3 separate regions of the Mus musculus genome follow, and all the other regions are linked to region 3. Evidence: chromatin loops called from intact Hi-C (ENCODE). Cell type or tissue: heart. All regions are shown on one strand. Links, peaks and the distances in the headings refer to the core of each region. The heading gives the core; the rest is flanking DNA. Region 1 has its middle 31 kb from the start of Gm32947. Region 2 overlaps Tram2 (translocating chain-associating membrane protein 2). Region 3 has its middle 21 kb from the start of Tram2.

Region 1 (10,259 bases), core at 1,034-9,033, 62 kb after region 3:
TTGAGAATCATTAAATTAGGTAGCACAGAACCAAGAAGATCTTTGAGAAGATGAACAAAAAGACGGGGGAGGAAGAGGAGGAGGAGGCAGCGGTGGCACCATTTTTGTGAAAGGGAACTACAAAGAAGCATCCAATTATAATCTGACCACATCCCCATTTAATATGAGGGAGATGCCATGGACATGTCTTGTCTATCTTCAGGTTCATGTGCTCATGAGTTCAGGTGCTTTCAGAGTCCTGAAGAGATCCCTGGGAGCTGGAATCACACAAGGTTGTTTTAGGTCTTAAAGTAATGTAGAACAAGTCTCACTCAGTACCTGTGGCTCCTTTCCAGGGCTTCTCACTCTGCCCTCTACCCTAAACCACACCCTTCCAGGGACTTGGGATTCCCAACCCCTCTCATCCACTCCAGATCCCTATCTAACTCACTCTCTTGTCTCTTGGACCATACAGCCTCTCTTGTTCTGCGGTTCCTCTTTTGCTCTCTCTCCCATCTCTCTACTCAGTCAGGTTTAGTCTTCTGGTCATATTCAGCCTGGACTCTTCCCTCTGTCTGCTTTCTCCCTTAGATCTATAGTAAAAATCTTTTCCATACTTTAGAGTAGTCATTTTCTTCCTTTCTTCCTTCCTGCCTTTCCTTCCTGCCTTTCCTTCCTGCCTTTCCTTCCTTCCTTCCTTCCTTCCTTCCTTCCTTCCTTCCTTCCTTCCTTCCTTCCTTCCTCCCTCCCCTCCCTCCCTCCCTCCCTCCCTCCCTCCCTCCCTCTCTCTCTCTCTCTCTCTCTCTCTCTCTCTCTCTCTCTCTCTCTCTCTCTGTTGTGAGCCTCCTGATGTTGGCCCTGGGGACCCACCTCATTTTAGGTCCTCTGTAAGAGCAGTACACGCAGTACATGCTCTTAGCCACTGAACCATCGCTCCAGCCCCTCTAACTTTTTATTAAGCCTCGCCTGAACTGACATAATCTCTTCGAGGTGTGCTGGAGTCGGCCTTTAGGTACCACAGCTGTGTTCACTTCACAATGGCACCTGGCTAGCAATTCAGTGCCTTTAACATCCACTTCCTTTCTTTTCAAGCAACTTCTTAGAGATTCTACTTCAACCCGCTAAGACAAACAGCATGTTATAGCATACCATAAAAGCAAAGGAGAGGAAATGGGCTGCGATATTTTCTCTCATTAAACTAGTACCAGACAGGACCTTAATAGTAACTCCTATTACATTACCAAAAGGTGGATGTTTTTAGATAATGTTTCTTTCTTTCTTTCTTTCTTTCTTTTTTCTTTCTAACTTTCTCTTGAGATTGCTCCTTTCGGATTAAAAGCAGCATTCAGTGGATTACTGGAGCGCTATAAGGGGACAGGCAGCTTTATCGGGCACAGTAAGATCCTCTCCCCCAAGGATGCCAATTTTATTGCAAGGATTACTTTGCTCAAAAAGTTGAGGAAGAAATATAAATTAACCCTGAATATCAGGTTTTCCCCTTCACCACCCGATGTTCTGTGTGATTGTTTATATTTCGAGAGTCACAAGTATAATTGCGGTTCTGTGAGACTTTAACAGAACAGGACATTTGAGTTGTCTCTACTGTTTGTCTTTTATTATCAAGTAACTTGTTTCTGATGAGATGAAGTTATGTTATTCCTGTGTGCTGGAGAATGCACGTAAGCCACTGGCCAAGGAGAAGGACATTCTCTAACTTTTAAAGTTAATTTTGCTTATTATGACTAGTGTGTGTGATGGTGGGTGTGTGTGCGTTCATGTCATGGTGTACATATGGAGATCAGATGGCACCCTTGTGGAGTCCATTCTTGATTTCACCCTTATATGGGTTCTGGGACAAAATGCACGTTATTAGGTTTTGCATAAACATCTTTACCTCCTAAGCCATCTTACCAGCTCCTTCTTTTACTGTTAAACAGAACAAAGAGTGACAGGCCATTTAAGATAGATGCTCTTCTGGACTTGTATATGCATAGATACATACAGCATTGGGTTCCGTCAAGGACAACCAATGAAAAGCAAGTTGCACACAAAAATTATCTTATGCCTCATGATGTCAAATTTCCACTCAGCCACATCTGGAGACTGCAAAAGTCCAGGTGACTTGAATAGATGACGCAGGGGCAGGAAACCATGCTTAGCCAAGGTCACTTATTACATAATGAATTCAGCTTCTTGCTGAATCAATCCACTGCGCTTCTATTTCCCAGGTCTGCAGCACCCAGTACTCTCACTTTGTTTCCACAAGTCACAGAGCCCTTCCCCCACCAGCACCCTTGCTCAACCTATTTATTCCATGTACCCAGTATGGGGCTCCAATATATGGTCCAACTGGTTCATTGTCTGTTGGCTCCCTCTCAGACTTCAAGTTTCAATTAACATGATATGCCTAGCCATGCCCCTTCCTCCAGAGTCTGTGAGTTGGCATCCTGTCCAGGTCTGCATCCTATTCCAGAGCTAACAGAAAAATACCCATGAAATAAATGGACCCCCCAAATCAGCAAGTAGTTTGACCAAAATGTAGACATCAAGCTACTGCTTTATTTTAGTGAATTTTTTCGAAGAGGATATGTTTAGTCAAACATCCACAGGCATACGATGATTAAATGTGGCAATTCATTATGATAAAATAGTTTTACATTTTAAAAGACTGAGACTTTTACTGGACTCCAGGAAGTTAGTAATGCACTGTGAGGTTACTTAAGACTTCAGGCTGCTGTCCTGCTGCCCTACCTTGTTTAACCTTCCTTAAGAGAACAATGTAACAATCAATATTACCTGCCTTAGATTCCCAGTGTAATCACTGTTTGCAACCTAAGCTACAATGTATAGCTGTAAGCTTGGTTTATGTGTTGTTCCATGCCAGACCTAAGCAATGCATGCGTATTCTGATAATCATTTGCACAAAGCAGCAAAGATAGAGGGTGAAAGCAATCTTATATCAATCATAGATATTGTACACGACACACAGCTATTGCTTGATGAACAACGGTATCTGTTATCTGGGCCTGTTGGGATCAGCTGGCGTCAGTGACTTAATCCTGTGTAAACTCTGTTGAAGAGTTCCCTCCTTCCTTCACCATGTGATGCTTTCTGTGACGTTCAACGCATACATAGTAAAACACTTTGTTAGGAACAGGAGCTCTCAGATTGGCACACATTCACACAGTCCCAGACAGACACATTCACACAGTCCCAGACAGACACATTCACACAGATGGACAGACACCAGGACAGCCTCACAAGACAGCCTTCAGGCAGGCACGGATTCAAACTCAATCAACACACAGACAAGAGGAATGAAGATACAGGGGGCCTGAAGTGCAGAAATAAAATCTAGATGATAACAATCCAAAGTGTTTTGATTTCGTTCCCTAATGCTGCACCAACACATTATTGGTAACTCAGAGGTTATTATTAGTGTGTTCAAGCTGGGTGGATTTGATGCCCCCTGTCACGTGGAAATTATCTAATGTGTCTAATCCATGCAATGAAACATTCAGAATGTAACAGTTATCTCAGCCACTTAGAGTCAGAAATCGCTTGCTGTTAATGCCACAGAGGCTTCTCCTATAAGATTTTAAGCAGTCGCTACACTGAGCGAGCTATGACCTGGGTCTGACACTCTCTGCACATCTTTTCCTTCACTACAATGCTGATGGGCAGCTATTATTTCTTGGTTTGATTGACTGACTGATTAACTCATCCATTTGGTGCCTCTCTTGTATTATTAATTATGCTAAACTCCTTAGCTAGATATTAAACTCCCAGAAGATACATATAACTGTATTAATAACAATAGCAAATACTGTATATTTCCTAATGCTTGTTTTCTACTATGTATTTCCTACAACAGTCACTCAGTGTTTTCCTTTATAAGAAAGTGTAGAGCTACACATGACAAACTCAGAATGAACACGAGTCAGCATGTGCTGCTCTTCCTAAGCATCTGATGCTGCTTTGTATGATCTAAGGCAAGTCGCTTGTTCCTTCCTCCATACTATGGGGATGTTGGGGTACCTACCTCAGTGGATGGCTGTGAAGGTGACAGCGGATATCTATAAAATACTTAAAGTGGTGGCCAGCACGCAAAAGATGCTCATTATCATCAGCTGTTCCCATCCCATTATTGCTGCCTTATTGGAATGGTCTCCATCCTGAGAAAATCTTTATCCCCACTGTTAGCATCAAAGGTCCCACAGCCTTGGCAGAAGTCCACTTTGAGTCAAAATGGCTGGATGAGGACAGGTCAGGCAGACCTTGTTCCGGTCATTCTCCACTGCTCTACTTAAAAGTTCCATCTTATATCCTGTAACAACATTTCAGGAAAGTTGTAGTCTTTAAACAGGATGTAGTGAAGAAATCACGCCCATTTTTTTGCACAGACTTCCAGGAAGACCTCAGAAAGGCTAAGGCAGCACCATGCTCAATGAAGCGTTGACCTCTAGCGCCCCCTGCTGTCTCTTTGTGGAAAATACCATTGAACGAGAGAACATGTTTGATTCTGGAGGTCCAAGTAAAAATTCCATGCAAATATACTAAAACTGACATTAGATTTATATCATTTGACCTGTTCTCTCCAGTTTGTCTTTTATCTCTTTGTTTTGTTTTTCCTTTGCAAATTTTGCTTTTTTTTTTCTTTATTGGGCATTTTTCGTGTCTTTTTGTTTCCCTTGATTTTCAGATGTTTGTTTTGGTTACTTAAAATTTTGTCCTACCCTTGTCTCTTTTTCAGTTTGGTAAAACCCAACGAGGAGTATGGTGTGACAAATGACAGTGTCCTGAGACAAGTGGCCCCCCAGCAAATTTAGAGCAGGCCCTTGAGGCGAGGTGTTGTGCTTGATTTGCCAGAGGGCTTTGGACTACCAGGGTTCATGTCCTCTGTGTCTATTAAATTCAACATAAAGTGCTCAGGAACCCAGAACCAAGCTGTCCTTGGCTGGAGATGGCACCTTAGAATGCTCGGAGGGGTGGTTGAGTGGCTTTGTGGGTGGAGGAGAACCACCTGGATCAGCTATATGTCAGGAACACATGACAGTAAGCAGCCCCCAATACTGACCCACCAGGAATCCGCATGAAAAGTCTAGGCTACCCGCCTTCCGGGACTGAGGCTAGAGAGTGGAGGTCCAACATGCGATCAGCAGCAGGAACCGAGAGGACCAGAGGCATCTCAGAGCTGCAGGATTACCTGATTGGATTTGGCACGATTCTGGAGCCGTCTGGTTGAAAGGGCGGATGGACAGACCTGGAGGGTCAAGAGGGCTGTTCCTCAAAGCCGTCTAGGCCACTCTAACCCTCCCTCCAGTAGCTCCTCCTACCTTTCAGCTGGGTATTTGGTCCTTCTCAATCCCCAGGCTCTGAGCGACTTCTGGGGTTCCCAGGCAAAGAAAGGGAGCAGAGGGAGCCGGTTTCTGTAAGAGGGTTTCCGGATTAGCCTCCAGCGCGCCCCGCTGTGGCTGGGCTCCTTCCTTGCCCTCTGGAAAGAAATGAGCTGAACTGGTCAGCGAGAGAGCTGGGGAGATTTATGAATATCATTCAGAGGTAAATACTTTGTGAACTTGCTTGCTAGTTTGATGTCAGCTTGCCACAAGCTTGGGTTGTTTGGGAAGAGGAACTCTCCATTGAGAAGATGCTTCCATAAGATTGGGCTGTAGGCAAGGCTGTAGGGCATTTTCTTAAGTTGTGATTGATTTGTGAGGCCATCCCTGGGCTGGTTGTCCTGGGTGCTCTAAGAAAGCAGGCTGAGCAAGCCATGGAGAGCAAACCAGCAAGCAGCATCCCTCCATGGCTTCTGCATCAGCTCCTGTCTCTAGGTTTCTGTCACGACTTCACTCAGTAATAGACTGAGCTCTGAAATACTGACAGAAAGAACAAAAACTTTAAATCACCTTAAGTTGGAGTGATCCCTGACTCGGCTGTCAGAAGTGAAGCCAGCACTACCAGACCGGGAGGATTCAGTGGAAAGTTCTAGAAAGAGAAAAGCAGTGTGGAGAAGGACCAAGATTGGGTTGTCTGAGCCACAGATGTGGTCAAGTGTTCATTGGGGTAAGTAGAGTTCAGACACTTGTTCCTGCAGGGTATGTGGGCTTCAGTGTCCAGGAAGAGGGCAGTTGGCACTTAGTACCTGTCTGTATGCCTGATTGGACACTACGTTTACTACTTCACACAATGAGTCTTAAAAAGGCATTGATGTAGAGTCTGAGATAGGTATGTTAGTATTAGCGGCACAGGAAGATACCATTGTGTCCACTTCCTGAGACATGTGAAGGAAGTTCTTCTCATCCCACATAGGGCTCTGATTACAGACCAAAGAATGGATTCTACCAAAGTTTAACTTGGTAAGCCAGTGAGTTTGGGGGGGGGTGTCACTTACGGGAATAGGAATGCCTTAGAGGCAGCTGTATCACCCCCATGTCACTGTTCATAAAAGGCCCATTTTGGGGGAGCTCTCTGTGACTTGCAGGCAACTCAACCTGCTGGAGACTGTTCTCTTTTCAGAGGAGACTCTTGTGATTTATATAACCTTGAGGAGGGAGGAATCTTCATGAATGTGCTAAGTTTCACTGATTTCCAGAGGATTGTGAGTTCCTTACCGAGTGGTCTTGAGCCTCTCTTTAGAGCACTGGTTCACAACCTTCCTCCCTGGTTCTCAACCTTCTGAATTTTGCAGCCCTTTTATACAGTTCGTCATGCTGTGGTGACTCCCAACCATACACTTATTTTAATTGCTACTTCATAACTATAGTTTTGCTACTGTTTGAATCATAATATAACTATCTGACATGAAGGATATCTGACTTATGACCTCTGTGAAAGGCTCATTTGACCGCAAGGGGGGTCTCAATCCAATAGGTTGAGAACCATTGCTTTAGAATGTCCTGAGTTTGTTTCAATTCAGAGGATACTGTTCTACTACACTGAATGTTAAATAAAGATGAGGGTAGGGTATTAAAGTCATTCACTATTATTTTATCAGGACATATGTGACTTCTTGTGGTCTTTAATATTTGCTGATGAAATTAGGGCTGCAATGTTTGGTGGATATATATTTATGCTTGTAATATCTTCTCAATAAGTTTGATCCTCTTATTAATAATGTAATATCTCTTTATCTCTTCTAACTTTGACTTGAAGTATACTTATTGGACATCAGAGCAGCCATGCCCACTTGATTTTGGCTTCCATTCACTTGACAGATTGGCAGGTGTCTTTATGCCTGAGGTGTGCTTTTTGGAGACAAAAGACATTTGGATCAAGTGTCGTAAATCCAGTTAACCAGCCTGCATGTCTTTGGTGAGCCAAAGTCATTACATTTATGATTATTCTGGAGAGGTATAATTTTATTGGTCAGATTGTTTCTTCCTTTTTCCCTTTCCCTTTTTTCCCTTTCCCTTTCCCTTTTTTCCCTTTCCCTTTCCCTTTCCCTTTCCCTTTCCCTTTCCCTTTCCCTTTCCCTTTCCCTTTCCCCTTTCCTTTCCTTTCCTTTCCTTTCCTTTCCTTTCCTTTCCTTTCCTTTCCTTTCCTTTCCTTTCCTTTCCTGTGTTAGAGCTCTGCTAGTGTACCATATACGGCACAACAGGGCTCACATGGATTCTCCTCACCCGCTCACTCTTCCCATTAATTCATTCTCGCCTATGCTCATGTGATGAAAACAGTCTTTCTCTTCTGCGTGTAGCATTCCTGCAACTATTTTCTGTAGTGCCAGCGTGGTGGTCATGAACCACCTTAGTTTGCCCCTGGTTATCTGTTTGTAAAATAGGTTTACTGGCTATTTCAACTGGGAGGTTGAAAGTTGAGCCTCAGGGAGGTCCTCTCCCTATATTTGCATGTGTGCAATCCCCATAGCATACAGAGGGTTCTTAAAGTGGTTTAGACAGCATGAGTCCAATTGAAACATACTGTACTTGTTTCCATGGTCTAAGTTTTTAGTGGCAAGGCAAAAAAGATCTTGGAGCCAGCTAGCCTGAGACAGATTCTCTTAGAAGGAAAATTACTTTCCCAGAGTGAAAGCTATGTATTCAGATCCTAATGATGAGACAGTGAGGAATTAGAAGAAAGCTCTACATTTGATTTTGAGTAGGGAAGAAGTTCTGTGAGTCTGAGGAGAGAGAGAAGGCTGGGGTGAGGGTAAACAAGCAGGAGGTAAGGAGGAGGGCCAGGAGAACTTGAAGTTCAGGATACAAATGCCTCCATATCCCTATGTCTTGCTGCCAGTGTTCCTGCAACCTTTCCAGGGTTTGATTAATTCCTGAGGAGCAGGAGAGAGAGAGACACACACAGAGACAGAGACAGAGACAGAGACAGAGAGACAGAGAGAGAATAGGTTCAGCAAAGGAGTGTCACAAGATTTAATGTACATATTAGGTTCCTTCCTCTGTTGAGGGGAGGTTCGTTTATTCCACACTCCACAGAATCTTGGATAACTGGACTTCCTCAATACCAGAACTACTGCTGTATAACAGAGGGCAGAGAGTAAACCCTCTTTTCAGGCAAGACTGGAGTGGCGTGAGATTACCGCAAGGCACACTTTCAAGTCATTTTAAGGCTCTTATTTGGGAGGGAGGGGTGGCGGGGGGAGACTGATTCTCCTGGACTTGGAAGACTCCAAATGCTTTCCAACGCTGGAGCTCTGTGTCATTCCTCCCGGACATCTAAGCTTGGCTATCCTGGTTTCACCGAGTTTTATAAAAGCAGATCATGATCTGCCTAGATAATGAGCTGTAAGGGCTCTGGAGCTTTGAAACCAGATCAACTTGGACTCTTGACTTTTGATACTGCACATGCTGCAAGTGTCAGCCAGCCCGGGAGGGGGCAGCAAAATCCAGCCTGGATTTAGGAGCAGCTCTCTAGGCGGGTGAGCAGTAAGTTCCTGGGAAGGGCTCGATAAAGTGACCGCACATGCGCGCTGTGGGCCTGGCCTGGCCCCTGTCCCGGGATAGAAAGGGTGAATCGCACCGCGGGGGTGCGGCTGCGTTGAGATTGCTTCCGGAATGAGGTACTGAGCTTGCGTGTCGCTCTTTCTGCCCCCTCCACTGTTTCTCTCTTTAGCCACAGTTGAGGCTCAGGACAGCAGGTGTTATATATATTCATTCCCACAGTGCTGACTTCCCTGCCCTAGGCTGTCTTGCTAAGGTGCAGAAATAAAAGGGACTTTGCTGTCCCTCCCTACCCAATGGCCTTCTAGTGCTGGAATCTTGGTGAAGGTTGCAGAGTGAGCTCATGAATTCCAATGTCTCAGAATCTTGCAGATGTAGCTGGGAAATGTCTTCATGTCCAGGGACCTCAAGGGATCATAATAGTTAAAGCTATTATGCTGAGGCATGTGAAAATGCACATGCTAAGTTAGAGCGGTTAAAGGCTGTGCCTAGTTTTCACATTCATACATAGTTGTACCTGTTTGAAGCCAGAAGTCCCCTCCCCTGCCTTAGGCTAGGACACAGGATCAGATCGGGACACTCCCCTTTTCTCCCAGGGCACTGGGCAGATGTTAAGTATCATTAATGCACTGGTAAAAATCAGTAATACGTGTTAACAATAACTCCTTCAGGTTCTTGCTGGAGGCACACCTTCTCTTGTTCGTGCTCCTGGGAATAAGCAAAGTCCTAGATGTCTCTTGCTGCCCTGGCTGCCTTACCCAAAAGCACGGTGCCTTTATCTCATTACTCTCATTTTGAACTCTCTCCAAATGCCTTGAGGAGACTGCACTAACATTGTAGCAACCATTTTCACCGAAGCCAGAGCGGAAGCACCTCCCGTTTGTGACCCAGCAGAAGCTATGGCTGGGGGCCTTTATTTGCATACGAGGCTTGCTGTGTTGTACAAACACCCCTCTTACATATAAACGTGTCGTTCAGTGCTCTTGGTGATTTATCTGGGAGATATACTCATGTGCCGTGCCCGCTCGTTTTTGAAATATTAGGCTCAGCAAAAGGCTTCTCCTTGAGCGGTGCTTTATTTTTTATAAACAATTTTTTATTAGATATTTTCTTCATTTACATTTCAAATGCTATCGCCAAAGTCCACTATGCCCTCCCCCAGCCCTGCGCCCCAACCCACCCACTCCTGCTTCCTGGCCCTGGCATTCCCCTGTACTGGGGCATATGAGCTTCTCAAGAACAAGGGCCTCTACTCCCATTGATGGCCGACTAGGCTGTCCTCTGCTATATATGCAGCTAGAGACACAGCTCTGGGGGGAGGGGTACTGGTTAGTTCAGATTGTTGATCCTCCTATAGGGTTGCAGACCCCTTTAGCTCCTTGGGTA
Region 2 (10,259 bases), core at 1,475-9,474, 98 kb before region 3:
GGGGTGGGCGAGCAGTAGCGGGGCGGACAGGGCTCACCACTGTGGCTGATTCTTGGAAACATGGCCCATTGTTTGCACAGGAACAAGAAACCCTGGAATGCCTTTGGTGATGATAGTGATGTCAGCGACTCCAGACTGATCTTATCCCCAGACACTGACAATGTCCCGGTCTGAGGATGCTTTTGTTTTTGTTTTCTTCAACACATTTATTTTATTTTTTAAAACAACGTAAAGATCTCGAAGACGTCACAACACATTCTGTAAGATTGCCACAGAAACCCACGCAGGGCCGTGCGAATGACAGCAATAGGAAGGGACTGACACTTCTGTAAGGGATGATGACGACCTCTCCTGTGGGTCCCCTCTCTCCAGATATTGCAGGATGGATGCAGTAAGGGACAAGACCACCGGCTGGGAGGGTTATTGCACAACCCGGAATGGCAGGCGGGAACAGGCAGGCAAGCAGGCTAGGGTCAGGGAGGGGATTGGTGTGGTACTAGGAACACAAGATAACCCTGACAGGAATCCAGGAGCTTTGCAGCTACCAGATCACAGGCACTGCCAAACAGGTTACCAATGAGCTAAGACTTGGAACAAGGGAGCACAAGTAAACACATTCCTCATACAGACTCTGGGCTACATGGAACTAAAACAGATAGGAAGAGGGTGCTGTTTCTAACCTGGGGTGGGAATGAGGAAACTGGAAGAGCAGGGCTCGCCACACAGGGCCAGAGGTACACAGAGGTGACCTTTTTCCCAACCCCCAAGCTTCCCTTATTAGACAGGAGGCATGGGTGTCTGCAGCTGGGTTACCTCACAAGCTTCCACAGCCAGAAGGTACAGACAATGGGAGACTAGAAAAAAAAAAAAAAAAAAAAAAGAGAACAAGCAAGGTCTCACGCTATGTGTGAGGGAGAAGAGGGTCATAACAAATGACACATACTGTCAACCCATGTCCCTTTCCCCTGGAGCTGTACTGAGGTATGCTGTCATTGGCTTTGTATGCCAGTCAGCCCTAGAGCCTTGGCAGTTGGGGGGCCAGGCCATACAGTACCAGTGAAGGCCACAAGGCAATATAAGGCACTTTTTAGAGTGACAGGACAAGGACCTGCTTAGGACAAGAACAAAAGTTTCACAGAGGCCACTCGGCGTGACTTTTCTTCTCATCTGCAAAGCTTTGAAAGCAGATGTAATGGAGCTAACACTTGTATTAAAAGGCAGGGAAAGGGCGAGAAGTCGGTGCCAGCATCCTCCTCACGCTCACCACGGGCTGGAGAAGGGTTCTACGGATGTTTTCAAAAGCCTGGCATTGATGTTCTCCCTAGCATCCTGTTCTGAGGGAAGAGGCTGCACTCAGGACGCCGAGGGAGGTGGAAGAGCAGCTCACTGTTCTGACTCACTGCCTGTCGGTCCATGCCGCACCAGAACAGAGCCAGAGAGAAGAATGTGCTGTAGACACAGAGGCCCTCAAGCAGAGAAAGTTCCCTAAGCCCGGACCCTATACCTCCTCCCACTCCAGACTTCAGCAAACCCAACCAGGAAGGCTGAAAGCCATTAAAGACAAATGCAAATGAAGGCCTTCCCTCGCTGCAAGAAGTCAGCAAGTTTCTTTGAGGATGTGTGGAATCTAAGTGAGCTTTGTAGACTTTTGGAAAATGCACTCTTTCTGTTCCTACTTTAAAAAAAAAATGCCGGAGGGGACTAAACAGGGGAATAAACCTTCAGGGGCTCTTACAGTCCCAGGCACTCTTCAAAAGTACTGTGTGAGTAGCCAGAGCATAGTCATCTAAATAGAAGTGACTAAAGTTCACCCTTAGGCTAGCCACATGCTGCTGCTGCTGCCGCTGCTGTGAACCAGTTAGGGACACAGGGCTAGGACTGACCAGAATAGCAGAAAGCCTCCTTCCCTGGCTTTAGCCTGCTTCTTCTTCCCCAGGACCACCTCTGACCATAGGAGGAAGACAAGGAGCTAATTCATAGTGTAGGCACCCAAGCCTGAGGAGCTTGTAGAAGTAACTGTCCCCTGAGTCACCACACCTCTGGGGAGGGCAACTAGCAACAGGGGGTTCTCGGTCCACCAGTCCTGCCACTGGCACCTACTGGAATTCCAGGGATGTTGAGAGACAGGCAGTGGCTGCTGAGGTAGTGATTAGAATCTTCTGGTCCTGGTAGATGGTACTGAACATCTCAAACTTGGCGGAGTATGGCAGGTCCTTCACTAAGGGTGTGGTACTTTGGGGACAGGAGAGCCTGCATAAAAACAAAGAATGGGGCCAGAGCACCCAGATTACATGCTAGCCTGCATGTTTGAAGGATGGTGTGGAACTTAGTTTCTGTAATTCTGGCAACAAGGTTTGTGCCAACTTCACAAAGTCTTGGCTTTCCTATAACATCAATGCCAGAGAGGCTGGGTGGGTGAGAAAGCACCCCATAGTTCTCCCAAGCCTGCTAACAGCCCAGAAGTCAAGGCTGGCGAGCTGCTGCCCTTGGTCTCAGGCTTTTCTGGAAATGAACACCCCAAACTCCTACTACTGACCTTATGTTCTAGAAGAGCCTAGATCAATCCCAACAAACCAGCAACAGAGGACGCTTGCAAGACTTCTAAGGAATGAATCCATATCATCTCAGGCATCTAAGTGTACCGGGAATAACAAACCCCTCCAGAGGGACAGGACCCCTGGATCCAAGACAGCTGCTCTTTATACCCCTGTTCCTCCAAGACCTTCACATGTCTCATGCTTGTCACAAGTATTTACTTAAGGAGTAACTAAGTAGTTCAGCCTAGAGACGAAGTTCCTGCAGTGAGCTGGCAAGGGCCTGCCAGCAACTTAGGGAGGCAGGCTCTTAGCTTGGAGATGGTCCAGGAGGTCACCTAGACTGATGGGGTAAGGTGAGCTTGGGAGCCACCGGCTGAGCTTCCACACAGCAACAGAAGGCATTTCAAAGCATAAACTCAATTAAAATCCCTACCCGGATAGGTGGGCTACACTGGCTGAAAGGTGCCAGATCAATTCTTTGGGGATGCCCAGAGAAGGGCCAGGAAAGAAGAGGGAGAGAATAGAGGAATGAGTTTTCAAAATTCTGTCTTGTTTCCTAAGCTCACACACAAGAAGCCAAGGGGATCTCATCTCTATTCTGTATGCTCAACACATCCAGCATGTCTATGTGTAAGCTGGACACAGAGAAAAAGAATGCCACGTTGGTGTTTGGAACCAAATTCCTCAGTTGTGGGTAAACTAGATTTTACATCCATCGTCAGTGGCTTGGAAGGGAGCTCTTGCTGAAGACCCAGCTCCCTCTTTATGGGTAAACACTCAAGCTCTGGTCTCAGATATGGTGTCAAAGGAAGGCCAGGCAGAATATTAGGTAACATTAATGTCTTGTGTTACCAAGAACTGCTCCCCTATACTCTAGCTCAGAGTTTGGGGACCCTTTAAAGCCTAAATCCATTCTAAAAGTCCTCACAAGGTACCATAAGGACCTGATGACCCCGTCTTCAGGTAGAAGAGAGAGGAAAGAACACCGAAGGGAAGGGGGTCACAGACTCCTGTGGACATGGCTGTGTCAGCTCATGCAACCAGAAGAGTAACCCTGAGGCATCCTGGTGTCAGGCTCTGGGTGTGCTCAACAAACAACATTAACAACTTTAAAAGAACACTCAGGTGAGGCCAGAGGGAAGGTGGCCAAAGGAACACATGGCGGGCGATGGAGTCCTTGGGGCTTCCTGTTTCTGCAGAGAGATGAAGTTGAGGTTGCAAGTTTGGCCGGCTGGGGCAGGCCATCTCTGGACTTGGGAACAGCGTGTCTTGGGCGGGTTTGTAACTGCCTTTTGGTTTGGTTTCAGATGCTGGTGGGTGGAGAATGGTCCAGATCGACTCTTCTGTTTGTCGAGCCACCTTTCTAGAAGAGGCAGATGTTTGATGTGCTTTGCTCTTGTGGGACAAGTGGGAAGGCACATCCTCCTTAGCATGTCCCCTCAGAGAGTGAAGGCAGGCTGCTTTCCAATTCAAATGACACACTGGAAGCTCTCTGGAGTCCTGGGACTCAATAGTTAATTAACACTGTCTTTCTGGATTAAGTCACTATGTCCCCAAAGCGAAGGATGCGTAGAACCAGAATCCTACATCTTGACTGTCTGTCGGTCAGCACCAAGAATATTGTAATCCAATCTGTCCACAAGGGCCACCGAGGATCTGCCACCAGCTCTAGGGGAGGCTCCTTGGCCAGAGGCTTCCAGATTGGCAAGCCCTGAGACCCAAGGGCAGGGCTGCCATCTTAGCTCCCCCCGGTTGTACAAATCAGAGAAATTGCACATTAAAGTTAGGAAGAAAGGAGGATGAGAAGCAGCCATGAGAGAGAGAGAAAGAGAGAGGGGAGGAAGGTGAGAAAAGGGGGAAGGGGGAGAGAGAAAGAGAGGGGAAGAGGGAGGAGAGGGGGGAGAGGGAGAGGGGAGGAGGACAGGGGGAGGGACGGATGGAGGGAGGGAGGGAGAGAGAGAGAAGGAGGAGGAGGAGGAGGAGGAGGAGGGAAGGAGCAGGAAGACAATCAGGAGAATGCAGGCCTCTGAGAAAACTCAAGATAGGACAGAGGTGAGGCCATCTGGCGGCTCAGGGGAGCAAGAGTATAAGATTTTTGGCTTTATTGAGAATGGTTTATGAAAGAAGAGAAAGACTAGAAGGTAGAGAGGAACTCCCCCTTTGATGCCAAGGCTTCTGCTGGTGGAGACGAGCATGGGCAGGAGGGTGGAGAGACTGAGCTGGGGCCAGGGCTTCCTCATCCAGAGGATCCCTGTTCTCAGCACAGTGGCGCTAGGGAGACTTGAGTTTCTTAGTCCGTGAGGAGGTCCCGTTCTCTGCCTTCACCACTCCGTTTTCATGGTAACCTGGGGGAATGTAGAGAAGAGACACACACAGGGTTTCAGCTGACACTGAGGCAGGAAAATGGAGACATGGAGGGTCGGGTGTTATGGGGACATGGCTTTGTGGCAGGCAGACCATCCGACCAGGAAGCAGGCTGTAGCCAATGGAAGCCCAGAGACAGTCCAGGGCAGATTGCTGCCTGTCCTAGTGTCTTTGATAAGTGGCTTTGCTTTACATGTTTAGCCTTTGACTATCTTTTAGTGGAGGGCACCTACCGTGATTCACAGAAACTGAGGAAAGGGCAGCAGCCTACACTGAGATCTGAGCAATGCCGGCGTTAATCTCTTAGTTCTCCCAGTGTTCTCAATCCCTCAGCTCCACAGAGCTCTGACAGGTCTCAGCAACAAGAATGGTAACAAGGAGAAGAAATGGGGAACAAGATACTGCAGGGGCAAGGCCTGACATTCCTTTGACCAAGCTGGGTGGTGGTCAAAGCTTTTAATCCCAGCATTCGGGAGGCAGAGGCAGGGGGATCTCTGAGTTTGAGGCAAGCCTGGTCCATGGAGCAATTTCCAGGCCAGCCAGGGCTACACAGAGAAATCCTGTCTCAACCAAACACAACAAGAATAAAAAAGGAGAGAAAAATACCTCCACAAATTTAATGAGTTGTGGCATCACTGAAACCCCTCCTCCTAACCCATTCCAAGTCTTCCTCACATCCAAATGACTGCTAACAAACAAACACACACACACAGGCTCTTTCCAGGCAGGCAGCTGCATGGGAAAATGCAGGTGAGTCAGAAAACAGGCATGCAGACAGGCCAGGCCCCAAGCAAGGCTGGGTAGTAGACTTGAGCTACAATGTCTGAGGACCTGTGAGCATAGGGGATCACTTGAGGATGCTCAGGAGTTAAAGGAGATGTGTGTGCCCCATCTCCATGGCTCCTCCCTAACACTGTCACTGTGAGTCAGTCAGTCCTGAAGAGAGATGGGAAGCCTCGGAGGCAGGGTTGGGCCAAGACGGAGAGCACAAGAGCAGGTAAGGACACACACGGCCACTTTGTAGCACGGGACACGGGTGACAACAGCAGCAACAGCAGGAGAACTTAGCTACATGCCAGAAGCTACCCCCACCCAGTGCTGCCCTAAGCCAGGCCCTGTTAGAGCCAGCCTGCTCACACTGGGTCTCTGGCTCATGGCCAATTACATGCTGGTTACCGTGTTCCAGGCTGGGAGAAAAATGTCTACAAGGAGGGGACGCCAGCAGGACTGGTTTGTGGAGCACTTAAGTGCCAGCTCTCCTTCACCAATCTGCAGTCCCCAGCCACTCGCTCATTTGCCACAGGGTGTCACTCACCAGGTTCTCTCTTGAGGAGCTTGGCTGGGGGCCTGGGGACAGCAGAGACTCTACGCTTGGCACTCTGCTCCTTCCAATACTCCCGCCAGTGCCGCAACTGGGAGTGGATGAAGCGCCACATGAGCCAGGCCTGGGCGACACACACCAGCAGCAGCATGCCAAGCCTGCGGAGGGTAGAAATGGATCTATGGGCAAAGTTCAGGTCTACAGACTGCAGAAGGAGGTCTCTGTAGCTCCTGTGGCCCACCCTCCCCACAGCTCCCGACACCAGCAAGGGTGTGCTCTTCAGTCTGTCTCTTCTCTGGTACACGAGCAATGTGAGGTGAAGGCCCTAAGGTGATGATGGTCACCACAATCAAACTAATCCTACAGATCCACCACTGTCCTCTCTCCCACATGCCTGGCCCATAACAATCTAGATGAATATTGCTAACATTCGAAAGAGCTAGCATATGAGAGTGCAGAAATAATTTTCTTCTCCTATATCAAGATCACACACACTCTAATGCCTATAGCTTCATGGACCACACAGCTTGAAATAAAAGATGAAGCTTCTATCTTGAGCTTCCTGAGAGTGTCATGATCAACCCCGCTGGGATGAAAAATGTCCTCTGCACCATGATTGCTGAGCAAAATGTGAGGGGCCCCACATTGCATCTGGACTGGGTTCCTCACAAGAGCACGTGAAAGCTGTGGACTGAAGAATGTAGGACAGAGGCAGGAGACGGATGTTAACATACTTGCCCCTAAACGTCACTGTGTGGGAGGTTGTACCCCGACCTTCTATGAAGACACGCCATGTTCAGGAGGTACCTGGCAGTGCTCAGAGAGCCCCTCTATTCACCACCCCAGACTTCTGCCAACTCACCTACAAGGCAAGGTGTTAAAGTTCCCTTTCTCGGGGTCAAACACTTGGTTTTCCACCCGAGCCAATCCAAAGCCAATGGTCAGCACAGCGAGGGTGAGGATGAAGAGACGCGTGACCCCAAACACAGCAGCCCAGGCGTTAAACCTGCTCTCAGGGGTAGAAAAGGGATGTCAGCTTTGGGAGTCATTCAAGGAACCTTCACCCCATTTCCAGAAGCAACCCAGAGTGGGAAAGAGCATCAAACAGGACCCAGGAAGGTGAGAGTTTCAGAAGTTCCTGAACAGACACAAATGTAGGGTGGGACCCCTCAAACAGTCAGATTGCATGAGATACCCAGGTCCCACCCCATCAGTCTCTGGACAGGCCAGCATCCAGCAACCCTACTTACAGCCTCTCGTTATTCTCGTCTGCAAAGTGGAAGAGCCGAGCCATGTGAAAGAGGGCCTCGGTGGAGTACTGCAGTAGTAGCAAGATCAGCCCCAGGCGGCTCAGGCTGGAGGGAAAGACAAGCCTTACTCTCCCTGCCCGACACCCCAGAGCAGAAGCCATTGGTCTGAGGTAGCTCAGGCTGCTCTCTGTTCTGCCATCCACTTCTTGCGGGACAGTGCTTTATCCTTCCTCACAGTTCGGCTGCTGCACCTTCCAGTAGTTTTCTTGTACTGACTCCCCAGACTTTGATCCATTTCACCTGCTTGTCCCTACAATGAACCTGATCCATATACGTCATGATATCTGGCCCTTTCTATGCTCATGCTACTGGAATCATACATAGAAGTGTGTGGGGGGGCTAGAACAAGGTTGCTGGGCTTTGGGGGTACATATATGAAGATTTCCTGCTATTTGACTTTGCACTATCTGAGGAAGCAGGAAGTTCTCCCCGTGTGTGGTGCTCAACACTCACTGCTGGGTGATGCTGTCACCATAACCCTTCTGCATGTGAGTTGTGAGCATCCCACATCAGAGCACGGCTGAGACAGCTGCCATGACCCTTCACCTCGAGACAGAAAGCCAGAACGTGAGAGCTGATGGGCTCCGCCACACACACTATTCACCCACGTTGGTCGGTCTCACAGGAAGCCTGTTATGAGCTCCTCAGAAACAGGGCTCCCCAAGACATCTGGGCATTACAGCGAAGCTCTCAAAGGCTAGCATACACAGAGTTTGGGCCCTACTCAGAGCATGAAAAGTTCATAAAAAGCCCAGTTACCAAGCACAGTTCATTCATCAAAATACTGTCTGTAAAAGAGGCACTTGAGGCCTAATGTAGTAACGCTTCACACTTCCAGAGCAACCATATGGCTACCCGCTCTCTATTTCATTATAAGACAAACTGAAATTAACTGTAGGGCCCGTACTGCTCCAGCCGCATTGGATACCATGTGGCAAGAGCCAAGTTTCTGACTGGAAAGTCACAGTTCAAAGGACCACTTTACTAGAAGCCTTCCTCGCCTCTGCCTCGAGAACAGGTGGCTAACCCTCTGGGTTCTCTTGGCTATCGGTCCATACTGCATCACACCCATCTTTCTTATAGACTGTCTTTCCTACCAGTTGGAGAATGAATAATTGGAGATAGGAGAGTCCTCCACTACTGCCTGTATTCCCAAGGTAGCAAGGTACTCCTCTAAAAGCCAGTATGCACTAAATGCCTGCTAACTGAGTGACCCTGTGGGTAGGCACCGAGGCATGAAAGGGCGAGGAAATGGGGCTGGCTCCCTCCACACTCACTCACTTTAAGAGGTATGCCCCAGTGATGTGAAGAAGGTACAGACAAATGTATTGCAGCTGGCGTGGGACTTCTTCCTGGAAAAGAGATGGGCAGACAGTGAGCTTGCTCAGACTCCAAATGAATATGATTAGAACTGAGAGAACATGAGAGGTTAACAAGGAAGGGTCAGGTCTCCATACTCCCACGGTTCCATGTCACACCAGAACCACACACACGGGCTAGTAACAAGAAGGCCGAGGCAGCAGATTCAAGACTGGTGCCAGAAGGCAACTCTGGGTTGGGAATGAAGACACAGGAACTGGGAAGAGGGCTTTCTGCATTACTCTGAGGAAAATTATAAAAATGGATGGGGGATGGCGAGACGGCCTTGATCAAATATCTGGATTAGATTAGATTTTGCCAGTGGGCACACATCTCGTGGAGGAGTCAAGACCCTGACAACACTCTCGTGGGTGTCTGTGTGGTTCCCTGTCATCAGCCAACACATCATGCTTCCGGAGAAAGGGAAGGGAGAAGTCACTGGGAAAAACAGGAGGCCTGCAGGAAAGAGAGGCCTCTAAAGGGGGTGGGGAAAGGGAAGACTCACCTTCCGCACCTTCTGGAAGTAGAGTTCAGGTAGTGAGTGCAACCAGTATGCCAGCTGTCCCAAGTAGAAAAACTTCACCTGGAAGCTGGAGATGAGGGGTTTGGTGTGACCAAGAACATCCCCAGGGGACTTGCCAAGAGCATAAGGAAAGGGCTAAGCCAAGACTGTGGGTGAACAGCAGGACCAGAAGCAAGGGAGGGAGGAAGGGAGGGGTGGATGCAGGGATCACCACGCCCACGGCAGGCATCATGTATAAGACCACTTAAGGGGTCACAGCATGTCCATTAGAGGAAGCAGTAGCGACCAAGCACATCATGTTAACCCAGAGAAGGACCACTGAATACAACCACAGAAAGGCTCTAAGTTGTTCAGCTTCACACCCTTTGCTATTGCTGCTCTGGGAGGCCTAAGAAATACAGTGTGGCCTCTGGAGGGAGACAGGCCTGGTCTTGGCAGCATCACAAGTAGGAACATGAGTATGGAGGGGAAGATGTGCTATGAATTTAAAGGGTCTCCAATAAAACACAAATCTAGAGTTGTGTTTGTATCTGTCCCGTGCAGAATAGGTACCTCTGTGGAGTTAATGCAGATAATGCCTCACGTGGAGATTCTCAAACAGACAGACTGCCTGCCACCCCATGCTCTACAGGCTCAACTCACAGCTTGCTCATCACTGGCTTTAATGAGTCACACAAATACTCACGAGAGGTACACATGCGGGTAATCTTCCCAGAGGCTTCTTGGGTTTGTTAAATATCCTTCCTGTGATGGGTGAGAAGAGAAGGCATTTAGAGATGTCACCATGTGACCTGCTAGGGCCTTGACTGGCCCCGAGATCATTGATGCCAAGAGGAACAAACAGA
Region 3 (10,259 bases), core at 1,014-9,013:
TCTGGAAAGACAAGTAGGCATCTCATTCCATTAGTATGAAGTAAAATTTGTGGCTTGAGGTGTTTTTCTTGAGTTTGGCAACATAGATTCTTAGGAGGCAGGCTCCAGATGACTGGATAGCTGCATAACTGTATTAATGTATAACTTCATTACTGTATAACAGCTGGGATCTGGGTGCCATGGAGTCATGGCCTGGTTGTTGAGTGTGAGAAGTTAGCTTTGGGTGATTGTGCACAATCGGGAGATACCACCATTCCTCATTTGCAAGCAGTTACAAACTGAGAGGTTACTATTTCTGGTGATGAGGTTAGCACCTGCGATAGGAGGGTGCCTAAGCACCTGCGGTAGGAGGGCGCCTAAGCAAGTTTCCCTTACCTCTCCTCTGTCCCTTTATCCTCATCTGTAGCCTTTTTTCAGGAAACTGTGCCCAGCCAAGGCTCGAAAGACTTGTTTTTCTTCTTGCCCTGTAAGTATCCAAGGCACGAATCTTTGTTATCTCCTCCTGACAGCAGTATGATTGTCCATGCAGGGAGAAAGAAACCCTGGTTCACATATTCAGGTCTTATACAAGAAGTGGTCCCCTTCTTCCCAATTTCAAGCTTACTAGAATGGGCAGGACAGTGCACGGAGTCAGGCAAATCCGAGAAACAGCACAGCAGAGTGCAGGATTTCCAGCACACAGATCCGATGCAGTGAGCACCCTCCGATGAGACACACGTGATGAGCGTGGGTACTTTTTACAGCTAATTAATTTTATTTACTTATTTGTGTATGTGAGTGTTAATGTGAGTGTGGGTGTGTGCCCATGCACACCCATGCCCATGGGCCCCAGAGTGAAGAGGAAAGAGATCACTGGGGTCTGTACACTCATTTTCAGTTCATCTGCTCTGGCTTGTCATGTGGGTGCTGGGATCTGAACTCTGATCCTCATGATTGGGTATCACACGCTCTTAACAGCTGAGCTATCCAGTCTTTCTGTTTAAATTATTAAAAATGTGAATCCAATGTATTTGCGCGTAAGAGTGTGTGCATCCTTAGCACACAGGAGATGGTCAAAGGACAACGATTGGGAGAGGGTTCTGTCTTTTCACTACACAGGTCTAGGTGAGAGCAAATATCTTTCCTACACAGCCATTTCATCAGCCATAGCTGTTTTAAATCTCATTTATCCCATTATAATGATATGTAATTCAATCTTTTAATAATTATGTTTAACAATCTGTTTTCAATGTTTCTGAAAAGATAACAAGATTGATAAACTGGTTTGACCCAGCCACTAGTAGAATCTTATATAATGTTTTGCTTTTTAATAGGCATGGCATGGTGGGGAGGCTGGTAATACAAAGAATGTGGTTATCTTCTGGTGAGCTTTCCCACAACTGGCAACCCGGGCTCGAGTTGTTTCTACTGTCTGAGCGCTGCTCGGCTTGATCTTCATACTTTACAAAAAAACCGGATGAATAAGATGCACTTGAGGGTGGAGACTGAACAAAATAGATAATGGCCTAGTTTTGGGCTGTGAATACTGACCTCTGCCTAGGGTCAGGGTGGAGCTCTTCGATTGCTTCCAGTTCTGAACTGAGCTCAGCTGTAACTGGGCTTGAGCAAGCATTTCTGCTGAGTCTCCTCTCCTCTCCTCCCTCTCAGCTCCCAGCCACGCCCACAAGATAACCGATTATTATTCTATTACATTGCAGAAGGCGTAGCCTCCTAGGAATTGGGATCCTCGAAAGAAATGACTAGTAAAATGCGGAGATCCAAAAGCACGATGCCCTGGTGCTCTTTAGCTATCTTAACCTTTTATTATGGATGCCGTGCTGACCTCAATGGAAACCGGAGTGGGCCAGCGCTGCTTAGGGAGCCAGAGGGACAGCTGGTGAATCAGCTGTGTTGCGTTATAGTCTATTCTACTGTTGGCTCAAAGACTGTACCATATATGGACCGAGGCTCAGGACTAGCATGCCCTTTGATTTGCCCCAGGGTTCCTCTAAAATTGCATCTTGGGATTAGATCATTGTTCCCAGCAAAAGGGAGACCCCCAGAAAAGTTGATGAGTATGAAGAAATTGAAATGATTTATAGTCTGGCAAAGAAGAGGAGGAGGGCAGAGCCTCGACGCAGCCAAGCCGTAGTCGCAGATGACGGGCTGAGGCTGAGAAAACCATGCGAGGGTTTCTTTGCAGAAGTTTCAAAGGGGGAGCCGCAGACCCCTTCTGCGAACTCAGGCCTGAGGTAGACTCAGATCAGGGTCAGAGGCGCTGAGCCAACTCCGCTCTGTAGAGTAAGACAGGCAGCCTCTCTGGCTGTGGATGAAGGTGTCTGTGATGCTACTGAAGACACGGACTGTACTGCCCACTAGGGATGGTCCAGGCTCTGGATTATTTTGAGTATGAGACAGGTTAAGGAACCTTGGAGCACAGTTCCTTTCCTATCTGCTCAGGCAGGGTCAGGCTAGTGAGACATTGCTAGGACTGGATGAACTAAGGAAAGGGACTGGGTGTGGGAGGAGATGATGGGGTACTGATTTGGGAAAGTGACTCTTAACAGATCATTATATTACATTCTATCTAAAATTGAAAGAATTCTCTCTCTGTGTTAGTAACTTAGTTTCTGTCTGTCTGTCTGTCTGTCTCTCTCCCTCTCTTTCTCTCTCTCTCTCTCCCTCCCCTCTCTCATTCTTCCCATGCATGTAATTGTGTTCCACAGTCTGGAAGTGTAGAATGCTCTACTACACTGAAAATAAGTGGCTTGCTATGCAAAACACAGGCAACGCTTGCAAGCATAACTTGAAGCCAAAAATCCAGACACACACGAGTACTGGACAATCCCATTTATGCCAACTCAAAACCAGATAAACCCAATCTGAGACATTAGAGGTCAGGAGAGAAGCTCCTTTGCTGGCCAGTGCTTGGAAGGGGCTGGCGGGTTCAGAGGGTGCGGTGGATGTCCTCATTCTCTGTCTGGTCACTGCTTACGTTGATATAGGCATTCTGAATATTGATTATCTGGGTCATTCTGCAACTGTTCACATGAAGGAAGGAAGGCAGGAAATAGGGAAGACAGGCAGGCAGGCCGGTGACAACCAGAATAGAGTCTTGTGAAACTGGCTGGCATTTACAGGAAAAGTGAATGCCTGTGTGCCAACCTAGAATGTAGTCTGCAATTGGTGAGGCACAGCGATTACTTGATTCCTAAAGCTCATTGGTCATCCACTCTAGCCTAATTTGTAAGTGACACTGAATTTGAGTGGCCCTGACTCCAATAGTTAGAACAAAATAGTGTACCCTCATGTACATGTGCATATACACACATGAACACGTGCGTACACCACAGTATAACACATATAAGCTAAATGCCTGCTGCCCTAGGCTGCCATGCCCAGTTGGGTGGCTTTAAAGGTGTATGTCACAGGTAGTTGTGGGGACTACTAGTCTAAGGTCAAGATGTGTCTGCAAGACTCTGCTGGCTCGGAGGGGGAGGGGGTGCTGAGAAACATCTTTTCTATGACTGGATCGTAGTTTCTGTAGCTTTAGATGCTTGCTGGCTTTGCACCCTGTACCTCTAGAGCATGGCTCTGCCTGGGTCTCCACAGAAACTTCACTCAGAACATGACTGAATATCCAATTTTTTTTCCTTTTAAGAAGGACACCAATGGTATCTCACTCCAGTGACTCCATTTTTAACTCCATTACATTTGCAAAGGTTCTGTTTCCAAACGAGATCACCCCGAATGGTACCAGGGATTAAAAAATCCATCACACATTTTAGCCACAAAACTCAGAAGTACTAGTGCTGAGACAAATGCCTCCGGGCCGTCTAGAACAGTCCAACTCCACGCCTTGTTTGCTTGAGGATCCCAGCTGAAACCCAAACACTGAGCGGCTGGGTATGAACTCATAATCTGTAGTGTGTACACAGTGATCCCTGCTCCCAGGCACAGTTGGAATTATTGCCTTATGTGAGACTTCATGGTATCAGAAGTAAGAAGGCAGGCTCTGGGCCAGACTGCCCCGTGTGGGCATGAAATGTCACTTCCCTCTGTGACTGGCTGCGTGGCCCTCAACTTGTGTGTCTTAGTTTCCTAATATGTGAAACTAGGATGTAGGGCATAGTCACAATGCACTAGTACCAATGGCGGCCTGCAGCAAGGTTAACGTTTGATAAATACTAGTCACACAGGTACAAAAGGCAGTCAGTGCCGTGGGCATTTTATAGATGGAGAAGTTGAGGTATACACAATGATGTCACATTACATCTACAACTGCAATCCAGACCCTCTGTCTGCGTCGTCTCTCATTGCTTGCTGTCACTGTCATGCATTAATTAAGAAGACTCTACTGCTGCGTGTTGATACCCACAGGAAATAGGGCTGGCCCTATGCTAAGTCCACATACAATATCTCACTCAATCCTCATAATAGTGCATGAAGTAGTTTAAAAAAACCTAATTATCCTCATCATTATTAGGTTTTGTTGCTTGTTTGTTTTTGAAAAAAAAAATCTGGCTAAGTACACACACACACACACACACACACACAATACACATTTTTTTTTCCTTCCCAGAACTGGTGATTAAGTCCGAGGTTTGTATGTTTGTCTATGTGTATGTATACGCATATAGTTGTCAGGGTGTTAGATCCTGAGCTGGAGTTACAGATCACTGTGCGTCCCTCAACATACTTTGGTATCCTGGAAGAACAGTGAACACTCTTAACTGCTGAGCTATCTCTACACACTCTGTTATGCCCATTTTAGGGAGGTGAATACCAAGACCTAATCAGAAGGCAGGGCCAGCAATATCTATTCAATCCCTGGAGCCCAAGTAAAGGTGAAAGGAGGAAATCTATTCCGTAAAGTTGTCTTCTGATCTCCACACACATGCTGTGGTATGGGTGTCCACATATGCACATCCTGAAAACACACACACATGCACACACTTGCATACCCATATGCACACTTACCCACAAATACATACACACACATACACACATATACATGTATGAACACACACATGCACACACACATAGACACATACATACATATATACACATATGCATACACACATACACACCTTAAAACAATATAGAAGGCAAAGTGGGCCGTTCTGCTAGTAAGAGGCAGCCAGAACCTGAGTGAAATCTTTACAGCCTCAGAGCCCAAGGTTTCAACCATTTATTTTCAGTGGCCTCTAAAATTAAAAAAAAAAAAAAAAAAAAAAAAAAAAAGGCTATCAAGATAGTGGCTACTTTATAAACAGTGTCGAGCTGAGCTGCCAGGACAAACTGGGTGACATTTGTGAGCTCCTCAGGGTCAAAAAGTAGTCCTCGTTATCCCTCATCTCTCCTTCTGCATCAGGCACTAGACCCCCACAGGTGACCATATGCTCCCATGGAAGGACCTTAAGAAGCCAGGCCCAGGAGAGGTAGATGCCAGGGGAATACTTGGTAGCCAAAGCCAAGGCTAGGGCTGGGGCCAGCGAGATTGTGATGGAGCTGAAGAAACAGAAGTAGTAGATGCCAAAACTCAGAGGGACGGAGTGTCTGATCACACAGGTTTGTGATGACTGGTGATTTTTCAGGAGGAAAAACTCAAGGTGAGAAGGTTGGCACTTCCCAAATGAGCCTCAAGTGCTGCTCCTGTTAGGGCCTTGGGTGGCTGCCTGCTTTAAGATCACAGCATAGGTCTGAGGGACACAGCCCTTTAGCAGGCATTGATTGCCTGGGCCATTCTGACTCTGACAAGCTCCCATGATCACACATGGTTGTGGCTGGCAGCTCAGACAGACACGACTGTTTTGGCTTCTGTCGTTTCTATTTTTCCTCTATCATCAGGCATAGACTCAAGGTCCTGAGCCTAATTGGAATTGGTGGCCAACCCAAGTGCCTGCTGGCGCCCTCTGGTGGAAGAGCAAAGGCTAAAAACACCATCTGGCCCAGAAGGAAAAGATAAGGTAGGGCCTGGGATAGAGGGAGCTAAGTGGATCTTCCCAGCTGACTTTAAAGAGCTATGGTTGCGAGTCTTCCTGCTGTCCTCCATAGGTAAATGATTTACTGTGACTTAAAGGTCAGCAAACACAACAGCTCTGACTCTCAAACGGACTTTGATGATGGATGCAGAAAGGTTTTTCTGTTTTGTTTTGTTTTTTTAACCTTGGCTCCCTTTGGAGGCCCCTCGGCCCTCAGGAGACTTAGAAGGTCATTCGTTCAGAGCTTTCCCAGACAGAACTCAGGGCTGTGACTTGAGCAGGAGGTGTTTACTCCCACACACTTGGGATTTGTATTGCTAGGAGGTGTGAAAGCTGTGTACAAATCTTGCATAGCAGTGCTGCCTTGGGGCGGGCAGCGGCACAGGAAGGGGCTCCAAGCGCCTGGCTTCTTTCACGCTTAGCTGCACAGGAAGCCTCTGGGACCTTGTGATGAGAGGGTCTGGGTAGGACCTGGGGTCGTTCCAACTCTCACGAGGACTGCGCTGGAACGTAAACCTCTTCTCTTCCTATAAACCACACACCTTCCTTATAGCTTTCTGACCTACGAGTCAGGAAAAACCCCAAAAGCTGGAACCTGCATTTCCTGGAAATGGCTTACATGATCTCAAGCAACAAGGAAGGGATGTCCCACAAAGAACTTTCTCATTGAGGGCTGGTAAGATAACTGCACGGGGGAAAGGAATTTTTGTGAGCCAAGTCTGACCACCTAAATTTTATTCCTCTAACCCACATGGTGGAAGGAGATAACTGGCTCCTGAAAGTTGTTCTCTGATTTCTCTGTGGGAACCCTGGCGACACACACACACAGTCACACCCCAAATAAATAAATAAGTGTAAAACAACAAAACCAAAGAACTCTCACTGATATTGCCTCCACGTCCCCCTCCCAAGGCAATTTTATCAAATAAGCACTACTCTTTTTTTCCTTCAAAATACAGTCTTAAAAATAGTTTTGATAGACAGGCGTGCTTGAGAATAGTTTAAAGCAGGGCTAAAAAAGCAATTGTACTATCCCTTTGTGTTATTTCATATTTTTAAATTTTTATGCAGATTAACCTATACTGTTTCTTATTTCTCTTAAAGTGTACACTTGAAACATCCTGTGCTGTTGATGTTCACCCTTTCTTTTCCCTGGGGCTAGCTGACCCAGATGGAGTTTATAAAACCTAAGGGTTAGGACTGTAGACATAGGCACCTGGTGCTAAGAGGATGCTGGCAAAGGGTACTAAGTCTGTTTGGCACTAAAGGGCGGTAGAGAAGGCCAGTGAGGGGCACGCAGTCTCTGCCTTTGGGTCACGCTGACTGCTTGCTGGCCAGAGGCCTGATTTATTTTGGTTTCTTTGTCTGGGAGCATAACCAATTTGCACAAGTAGTTATCTGACATCTTGATGCACGTTTACAGATCGATGAGTAGATGACCCAAGTCAATGCTCCACGGTTTTGTGCGTTTTATAGATGGGAGAGGAAGCCTGGACAAGGTAATGACAGTCATGGAAATGAGAAGTTCATGACTCAGTTTCCCACTGCGTGGGACTTCCTAGAAATAAGACATCATCAATCTTTGGAAGTGCCTGGGCACCGTGCCTTTGGGTAAACAAACTCCTCTTTTATCAGATTTTATGATTTTGTATACAGTAAGTACTTGATAACTTTTTTTTCTAGGAGAGCTTACAGATGACGCTGCTCAGCTGGCTGTGGAGGGGGTGTTGCTTCTTGGCTGGTGTGTGTGTGTGTGTGTGTGTGTGTGTGTGTGTGTGTGTGTGTGTGTGTGTAACTTTGTGCATGTGCATGTGGCACTCTCTGCCCATGGTCTAGGGACTTTTCCCCTAGGCAGAAGGATAAAGAATACATCCCTCGTAGCCTAGGAAACAGGCTTTGAGAGTGAGTTACCTGGGTTTCAAGGCGTGGCTATAATTTTTTTTCTAAAACAGCATCTCATTATTTAGCCCAGGCTGGCCCCAGACTTGCAATCCTCCTGCTTCAGCCTTCTGACTGCTGAGATTACAGGCATATGTGACCATGCCTAGCTTCAATTTTTAGATGAGTTTTGTGATATTCTTTTTTAATTTTTTCCTCCCACAATAGTCTAAGCATACAGCACAGAGCCGTGTTGGGACATCACCATTTCTACAGGAAGCAGTAAGATTTTTCAGGAGGTTTGGCAAAATAGAAACTCACACTTCCTTGTTAGGCATACTAAAAGAAAACCGAAGAGATATGGTTTGAGGTGATTAAAACAGCAAAAGAGAAGGAGGGTTGGGAAATGGGCAACTCTGAAAGTGGCAAAATTCTGTTTAATTGAAGCATCTACGAATAGATTCAAGCACTTGATATCCAATATTTGAGGCACCAGGACTCAAGGAGAGTGCCTTCCATGGTTCCCTTCACCCACTGTGGGGGAATGAAACACACACCCCTTGTGTCTCAACCTTGGCCAGGCTGTCTGCTGAGTTCTTTCAGTTCCTGTCAACCCCTACCCTTCCACACTCTGGCCCACCAAGGTAAATACCAGCAGCATTTGTTCCTCGTGTTCCCTACCTGCATCCTGCTGGACTCTTATTCCCTCTAGCGCTTTGCTCCAGGGGTCCAGGATTCTCACGGCTTCCTTTTATGAACAAAAGAGGACTAAATAACTGATGATGACCTAGAGTGTTAGTCTGGCTCTGCTCCAGGCCAAAGCACGACAGACGTGTGTCTCCAAAGGCTAGATCCACTTCAGGGCTAAGGTGCCTGTGACGCTGAGGACGTCACAGGTGTTCCCTTAGCTCCAACAGGCCCCCTTCTTGGCTACTGTACCCTGGCATCTTCTCTCACCATCTCACCCAGAGTTACCAACTTTTGTCTTTAATTTTAAAAAATGTATGAAGCAAAGTTGAAGTTTGTTGAGAATAGGGTTGATGCCTATCTGTTTGTTTGTTTGTTTGATTGATTGATTGACTGATTGATTTGATTTGATTGATTGAGAGACCAAACTGGCCTTAGACTTGCTACATAGCCCATGATGGTCTTACAGTCAGCAATACTCAGTCTTTGCCTTTGTGAATAGTGGGCATGATGGTTTGTATATGCTGGGTCCATGGAGTGGCACTATTAGAAGGTGTGGCCTTGCTGGAGTGGGTGTGGCCTTGTTGGAGTAGGTGTGCCACTGTGGGTGTGGGCTTAAGACCCTCATCTTAGCTGCCTAGAAGTCACTCTTCCACTAGCAGCCTTCAGATGAAGATGTAGAAGTCTCAGTTCTGCCTGCACCATGCCTGCTTGTATGCTGCTAATGCCGCCACCTTGATGATAATGGACTGAACCTCTGAGCCTGTAAGCCAGCCCCAATTAAATGTTTTACTTTATAAGAGTTGTCATGGTCATAGTTTCTGTTCACATCAGTAAAACCCTAGCTAAGACAGTGGGATTATAGATAGGTGCTCCCATACCTGTCTAAGAATAGCTTTTGAGGTTCTTTGAGAAAAGACCTCATGTAGCCCAGGGTAGCCTAGCATGTAGTTGTGGGTGACATTTTGTTCTCTTACCTCCGTTTCCCAAGTGCTGGGATCATATTCATATGCCATTATACCCAACAAATGTTTTTAATATAAACATTTTTTATTCATGTGTGTGTGTGTGTGTGTGTGTGTGTGTGTGTGTGTGTGTGCATGTACAGCTAAGTGTCCAGGCTAGCCAGAGGACAGCTTTGAAACTCTGGCATTGCAGTTATGTGTGGTTGTGAGTCACTAATCTGGATGCTGGGAACTGAACTCCAGTCCTCCTCTTGCAGTTAAATGCTCTTACCTGCTGAGCAATATCTCTAGCCCCAGGTTTTACATTCTTTTTGTCAGTATATCTTCATTGTACATAAAAATAATTTCCATAAAGACATTTTCATATCATACAAGTATAGCAGTTACCTTGACTACATGTGTATAAACAATTTTAAGTATTTATAGACATGAGAGACATGTCATCTTTCCTTCCTTCCTTCTTTCCTTCCTTCCTTCCTTCCTTCCTTCCTTCCTTCCTTCCCTTTTTTCCCTGAGACAAGGTTTCCTCATATAACTTAGGCTAGCCTCAGACTTGCTTTGTAGCCCAGACTAGTCCTATCTCAGCGTCCAGAATGCCGGGATTAAAGGCAAGCACTGCCATACCTAGCTAACATTTGTCTTTGTGAATCTGACTTATTTAGCTTTATGTGATAATCTCACGTTGTACCTATTTTCCTGCAAACAGCATAATTTTGTTCTTCTTCATGGCCAGTTGATACGCCACTATGAATATACACCATTTCTT

The links. Peaks named below come from ENCODE experiments on the same cell type or tissue, not always from the same donor. Only the 100,000 strongest peaks of a DNase experiment are listed, where the experiment ranks them.
Region 1: it touches region 3 in a loop (3-fold over the local background); 9 of 42 quality-filtered maps call a loop at or near these places.
Region 2: it touches region 3 in a loop (2.0-fold over the local background); 8 of 42 quality-filtered maps call a loop at or near these places.

What each region holds. Positions count from the first base shown.
Region 1 is chr1:21,157,560-21,167,818 of GRCm38, forward strand. It overlaps a transcript of Tmem14a not described here. Among named protein-coding and RNA genes, the nearest start is that of Gm32947, 31 kb to the right of the region's middle. In heart, for the core only: CTCF peaks have their summits at 4,457 (motif pointing left), 8,795 (motif pointing right) and 8,994; a DNase peak (open chromatin) is centred at 8,912; H3K4me3 peaks cover 541 bases; H3K27ac peaks cover 217 bases; H3K27me3 peaks cover 1,335 bases.
Region 2 is chr1:20,996,754-21,007,012 of GRCm38, forward strand. Tram2 (translocating chain-associating membrane protein 2) reads right to left here. Exons shown (of 11, transcript NM_177409.3): 5 at 10,100-10,158; 6 at 9,397-9,481; 7 at 8,814-8,884; 8 at 7,473-7,577; 9 at 7,085-7,228; 10 at 6,217-6,380; 11 at 4,644-4,882. The coding sequence ends at 4,809. Among named protein-coding and RNA genes, the nearest start is that of Gm51618, 43 kb to the left of the region's middle. In heart, for the core only: a CTCF peak has its summit at 6,205 (motif pointing right); a DNase peak (open chromatin) is centred at 6,268.
Region 3 is chr1:21,095,525-21,105,783 of GRCm38, forward strand. No RefSeq gene overlaps it. Among named protein-coding and RNA genes, the nearest start is that of Tram2, 21 kb to the left of the region's middle. In heart, for the core only: a CTCF peak has its summit at 5,904 (motif pointing left); DNase peaks (open chromatin) are centred at 1,597 and 5,867; H3K27ac peaks cover 824 bases.